Linked DNA regions of Homo sapiens: region 2 is linked to region 1. Evidence: chromatin contacts called from ENCODE Hi-C or POLR2A ChIA-PET data. All regions are on one chromosome and are shown on one strand. Each heading gives the region's core, a stretch centred on a gene start or an enhancer-like site at or near the end of the contact. The rest is flanking DNA. Distances are from core to core; before and after follow the strand shown.

Region 1 (3,164 bases), core at 184-2,683:
CTAGAAAGTCAGGGAGGGGTCACTGGTAGTTGCCTGTGGTATAAACTGTGTGTTTCTTTGATTTCAACACCATGTGTCAACTTGGATCTTTTGGAAATATAAAATATTTCTGCTCTGTACTTCATTACATCTAGCAGATGTTGCTTTATGTTTTTGAACCCCATTTGCAGAATGAACATGATATCATATAACATACTCCTAAAAACAGAAAAGAGGAAACTAGTTAACTGGCCTCTTAGCAGAACAGTTTTAGGAAGGTCCAGACTTTTAGTCACTGCCTGTCTGAAGTACAAAAGTAGAATATATTCTACAAAGAAAAGAAGTAACACAACATGTTCATTGATGTAAACTGAAGGAATGTTCACTTACATTTTTAGACAAATTAAAAAATACGTGGCAGGTTGACCAAGGAGGGTAGTCTATTACTGAATGGCTGTCTCCTTCCCACTCCTCATCCCCTCTTATTTAAAAATGAAAATGTGTTCTTGCAGTATTTACCAGTGATCAAAAAAAAATACAGACAAAAGAAAAAGAAAATTCCTCTTTTCCATGACTCAGTATTTTTAGGTTATCACAAACCTATTCAGCTTCTGAATCTTATTAAAGTCAAAATATTGAGTCAATTCATCAGCACTAAGCTATTCAATTTTTGCTTTATGCATGTTTTGAAAGCAAGGCTTGATATAGATGGTGTATTTATGTAACAATGGTGTTACTCAATGACCTTGCATTTTTCTGCACATGCTATCTTAATGGAAATTTACTGGAAAATTCTTGCCAGAATAAACACATTCCTTCAGGAGTGAAAGGCTTAATGTACTTCTAGTTCAACTGCACCTTTTTCCCTTGAGCAGATAAACCCAATTATTTGGCGTTAGTCATTATACTTCACACAGTTTACAGTACTTATTGTGGTCTCACAGGGGGGTAAGAGTTAAAGGAGACAGAAGTAAGGTGGTCAATTTCACACTATGAGAGAGAAAACAAAAGGATAAGGCATCTGTCTATTTGACATGCAATACGAAAAATGAAGCTGGCAGTCATCTGTAAATTAACATTAGCTATCCTGGTAAGGCAGAAGTAAGGAATATGAACAATACAGATAAGTTGAGCTGCTGAACCAGAAATTTAAAAATATATATTTTTTATTTTTAAGAGAGGGATGACTTTCTCATTTACATGTTAATTTAAGAATCAGGAGTGAAAACTCTACAAGAAAAATACTGGCTATGTAGTGGCCATTGGGGCCGGATATGGGGACCCAGGTGGAATACAGAGATGTAAACAGGACGATTGAGGCCAGGGAAGGAGGAAGTACCCCTTGAATTAAGGGATGAAGAAGGCAAACAATGAACAATGGAGACTTAAGGAAAGAGATTCACAAACATGTCTAGACTTAGGCTTGTTGGCCCCTGTCCTAATTCCCACCCATCGCCACCCCAAGGTTGCTACTGGGGAGAGAGTATAGTGATTGTTTATTCATGTATGCAACCAGCATTAATAAAGTTTGTAATCAAGGCAGGAAGAATCATCTTTAAAGGAATAAAACTGGCTTATTAGCATATTAAAGCTAAGTGCTCAGTTATACTGCATTTATTTGCAGCAATAAACAATTAAGTTCCTTGCCTTTTTCTAACCAGTTGGAATTAAGCTGCTGGATAGATTCGCCCAGAGTTTAGTGACCCTCTCCCTTATGTACTATTAAAATCCTACTATTTTAAACAATTTTGGGAAAGGTTAGTTTAAATGTGAATGTTCACACACTATTATTTTGTTGTAATTTTAAAATTATTTTCAATATGTACAGTAAGTAAAACCAATCTGGCAAACAAAGAATTACTTCCTGGAAGTCCTTCTTGAGAGAAGCAATCTGAAAATTAGAATAGCAAAACAGTTATTCAACTATTGTCCTCACTCAAATTGTATTCTTTAAAAAAATTTATTGTTAGTCCATTCTCACGCTGCTTGTAAAGACATACCTGAGACTGGGTAATTTGTAAAGGGAAGAGGTTTAATTGACTCACAGTTCAGTATGGCTGGGGAAGCCTCAGGAAACTTAAATCATGGCAGAAAGGGAGGCAAACACACCCTTATTCACATGATGGCAACAAGGAGAAGTAACAAGCCAAAAGGGGAAAAGCCCCTTATGAAACCATCAGATCTCATGACAACTCACTCACTATCACGAGAACAGCATGAAAGTAACTGCCCCCATGATTAAATTACCTCCTGTTGGGTCCCCCCAGGACTCATGGGGCTTATGGGTACTACAATTCAAGATGAGATTTGGGTGGGGACATAGCCAAACCATATCAACCGTATATAAAGGAAAGGCATCAAAGCTGAAAAATTTCTTCTTTTAAGGAATCGGGCATGGTCTTCTCTATAAATAATAATAAAACAAAAAATTATTTTATTATATATAGGTTTTTATTATAAGCTCCTTTAATTCAATTTTAGAAGTAGGTAAGATATGAATTATAACAAAAAACATTGTTTACTTGAAGTTATACAAATACTCTTATTTATTCAATTTATTCTTCATAGATAATATCTGAGAGAGAAATGTTTGAGGTAATTCCAAGCTATTCAGAATTGCTAATAAATGAGTTTGTACCCCAGTTTTGAATTTTTAATACATATAAATCATGGGTCCATTTATAAATAAAGATTAGAAATTTCTTTCTACAGTAGATTATAACAGCAAACTTAAATCATCCTATTTATATTTTGATTTCAAAAATAAAATGGAAATTCAAATAGTGCTTCATCGGTTGAAGATATTTGCTGTATAAGAGTTGACTAAGTTTGGTTTATGAATATAAATGATAAACACAAGAATTATATAAAATTCATTCCCAATTAATAGTCTGTAATCAAGATTTAATGTGTTGCTTTTTAAAAACAAAGTTTCAGGTTTAAATGAGTCTTATGCCTGGGTGTGGTGGCTCATGCCTTTAATCTCAGTGCTTTGGGAGGTTGAGGTGGGAGGATCAGTTGAGGATCATTTGAGGCCAGGAGTTTCAGACCAACCTGGGCAACACAGCAAGACCCCATGTCTGCCAAAAAAAAAAAAATTAGCTGGGCAATATGGTATATACCTGTAGTAGTAGCTCCTCAGGAGACTGAGGTGGGAAGATCACTTGAGCCCAGTAATTTGGAAT
Region 2 (3,164 bases), core at 489-2,988, 40 kb before region 1:
GGGCTTGAGTAGGGAGAAAACCATCTGGACTTCTCACTTCTGGGAACTCAAGTATTAACTAAATTCATTTTTGTGTGTAGATCAGAGGGGAAAATAAGAGGAAGTGGGAGAGGAAAAAAAAAAGCTGCCTTGTATTTTTGAATATGGAAAAAACTATCAAGTGATCACCGTGATCAGCACATTTAATGGTTGCATTTAAGTCTGAATAGAATTTTTGAGAAGGCTGGGCTTTTTTGACATCTCTTTTTAATGAAAAATATGTAACAATAACCTTTATACAGTACCTTCAATTTGCCTGGTATTGTGTGCTTTATAATATCCTATATTTGAATATTGACTCATTTATATTTCACAATTTTTTTTTTTTAGACGGAGTCTTGCTCTGTTGGCCCAGGGTGGAGTGCAGTGGTGTGATCTCAGCTCACTGCAACCCCTGGCTCCCAGGTTTAAGTGATTCTCCTAGCTCAGCCTCCCAAGTAGCTGGGATTACAGGTGCCTGCCACCATGCCTGGCTAATTTTTGCATTTTTAGTAGAGATGAGTTTTTACCATGTTGGCCAGGCTGGTCTTGAACTCTTGACCTCAATTGATCCGCCCACCTCGGTCTCCCAAAGTACTGGGATTACACATGTGAGCCACTGTGCCCAGCCCTATATTTCATGATTCTATGAGAGTAGGTATAGTTATGGTCTCTATTTTATAGTTGGGGAAACCGAGGCCCAAAAGTGAAGAAAACTTGCTCAAGGTGACATGCTAGGAATGTGGTGGAGCTGCTTTGAAACCCTGGCAGCCTGGTTCCAGAGGCTGTCCTGTTAATTACTACGCTGTGTCCAGTGTCCACCGCCGGAGTCTGAGAAAGCAGTAATGACGTTTCTCTATTTCAGTGACCTTGCATATTGGATTTGCCCAGTTTACTTTGGAAGTACCCATTCCACTTTTCTAGGATCATGAAACACTGTATTTAATACTCAAATATCTTAGTGCTGATATCTTCTCTGATTCTAGAGGGCATTTCACAGATCTTACTGAAAAATTCCTTGGGGTAGTATTAGGCTTCGGGTTAAGTAATTTATTTATTAGACAAATTTCTTGGCTTTCATGATTTGGGTAAAGTATGGTCAATCTGTGTACTTCTGATTATATGCTAAACACGTGAAAGTCACCAGATGGCCAACTACGATGATTCCCATGGACTTCTACGGATATATTAATGCTGTTTTGGAGGACCCTCTGTGTGCCGCAGGCTCCATGACACCTAATGTTGGTGGATGCGTTCTGGTGTGTATGTGTTTCCATGAAATTTACAAACTAACACACAGCATTCTAACATGTTCACTTAGGAACTTTCAAAACTTTGCCCTACAAGACAACATTCTCAATAGAGAAAATTTAGAAAAATAGCAGCACAAAAGAGGAGGCAAAAGTCACTTATATTATTAATATAATACTACTCTAGAGCTAACCACAATTGAATTTTATTTTGCCTCAGTATTTTTTTCCCATGCACATTCCTAGGCATGCTATCTTAAAGCAACAGTTTGTGTAGTTAATCTGTTGCTCTCCCCACAGTTATATTTTAACTAGGGTACTGAATACAGAACGTTTTGCACATGCATTTTTGCTGGAGAAACCACAGATATGTAGCCATTTATAGTGTTTCTTAGCTATCGCATGCATCATTTCCTCTCCTACTTCCTCCTGTCACTGGCAGTCCTGCAGCTGGCCTGCCTTGCCACTCCTGACATCTGAGTCATCACTGACATCTCTCTCCCCAGGCCTGCTCAAGGAGCTCTTACTAAGCTTTGTTATTTTTTTCTCTCCAAGATTTTTCAGATCTGTACTTTATTTTTCAACGCCCCAACTCAATCCTAATCTGCACTTCAATCATCTCGCGCTGTCAGTGTCAGTTTCTTGGCTTTGAGCTCCTTCTCTTTTCAATTCACATTTTCAAAAGCCATTTTCTCCCAAGTGTTTTCTCACCTTTCCTTTCTTAGCAGAACTCCCCCCCGCCGTGGTTACACCTCCACGTTACTTTCCAGGTATGCCCACATCATTTTATGATTCTTGATGGTGTTCTCATTCACCATATCCACTTTGTGCAAGGCAGAGATACACCTTGCTGCTTTGTTATTGCATTGTTGTGAAAGGTAAATTGGGCTGGCCCCAGAGAAAATTGTGAAATAAGGAAAGATTTTGCCATCTCCAACCTCTATTTTCCATTACATTTTTGACTCATCAGGGCTTTTTTCTTCTCTGACTTGTTATCATTCCGCTCTGTAATTCATACTGCTAATCAAAATATGAAAGGATCTGATATTGGTTGTTTATACGTAAATGAATTTGATCACAAATTATTAACGTGTGATCAATGTTTTAATGAAATGAAGCTAATGCAAGTAGATATAGTTTTTCATTTCTACGGGAAAAAAAGCCCGTACTTGGCAGATAAAAAAACCAACAACCCTGTGCTGGTTCCTTCCACCTCAAATTAAAAGAAAAAACAAGGCCGGGCGTGGTGGCTCACGCCTGTAATCCCAGCACTTTGGGAGGCTGAATTGGGCAGATCACGAGGTCAGGATATCGAGACCATCCTGGCTAACATGGTGAAACCCGGTCTCTACTAAAAATACAAAAAGTTAGCCGGGCGTGGTGGCGAGTGCCTGTAGTCCCAGCTACTCGGGAGGCTGAGGCAGGAGAATGGTGTGAACCTGGGAGGTGGAGCTTGCAGTGAGCCGAGATCACGCCACTGCAGTCCAGCCTGGGTGACACAGCGAGACTCCGTCTCAAAAAAAACAAAAAAAAAAACAAAAAAAAAAAAAGAAAAAACAAAACACATTTCTCACTTTTTTTTTCCTGAAGTATATAAGTCTGTGAATAACCATGGTGGTAAAAACAGAAAGGAGAAACAGAACGAGAAAGAAAGAAATAGAACAATCAATAGAATATAGTAATATTATCAAGCTATGTCTTTTGATTAAAATGTATTATATGGTTTACCTTGATTAAAATGCATTATGTGTGCAGTTTTCTCAAAAAAATTCTTATTGTGTTTTATTGTTCAGTCCCTTGTTTATTCTCAGCTGTGTGTCCAGTTACTCTATCCATCTTAGACTATAAACTCATCAAGGCATTAAACATGTTGTTTTCTTTATTCCTGAATCTCAA

The links. Hi-C counts contacts between places; a loop is a spot of excess contacts on that map. ChIA-PET counts read pairs that join two places held with the same protein, here RNA polymerase II (POLR2A). Pooled maps may share reads with other maps.
Region 2: a map of endothelial cell of umbilical vein shows a loop between it and region 1 (5-fold over the local background). The contact joins two enhancer-like sites. A Hi-C loop is called at or near these places in 9 of 168 maps with a recorded cell type or tissue (Caco-2, Caki2, Calu3 and 6 more), 19 of 37 single-sample maps with no recorded cell type and 7 of 50 pooled maps. POLR2A ChIA-PET finds 5 or more read pairs at or near these places in 10 of 52 experiments (A673, AG04450, BJ and 7 more).

The regions. Positions count from the first base shown.
Region 1 is chr6:129,642,365-129,645,528 of GRCh38, reverse strand. All of the region lies in intron 1 of ARHGAP18 (Rho GTPase activating protein 18), which reads left to right. Among named protein-coding and RNA genes, the nearest start is that of ARHGAP18, 66 kb to the left of the region's middle. Within about 2 kb of position 1,433, at least 5 of the 41 ENCODE cell types and tissues checked have a DNase peak (open chromatin) inside an H3K27ac peak, as active enhancers do; they include HCT116, PC-9, Panc1 and 1 more, where a contact is called at or near this core.
Region 2 is chr6:129,682,710-129,685,873 of GRCh38, reverse strand. The region is part of intron 1 of ARHGAP18 (Rho GTPase activating protein 18); the gene reads left to right. Among named protein-coding and RNA genes, the nearest start is that of ARHGAP18, 26 kb to the left of the region's middle. RefSeq lists an enhancer at 1,536-1,830. Within about 2 kb of position 1,738, at least 35 of the 41 ENCODE cell types and tissues checked have a DNase peak (open chromatin) inside an H3K27ac peak, as active enhancers do; they include HCT116, PC-9, Panc1 and 1 more, where a contact is called at or near this core.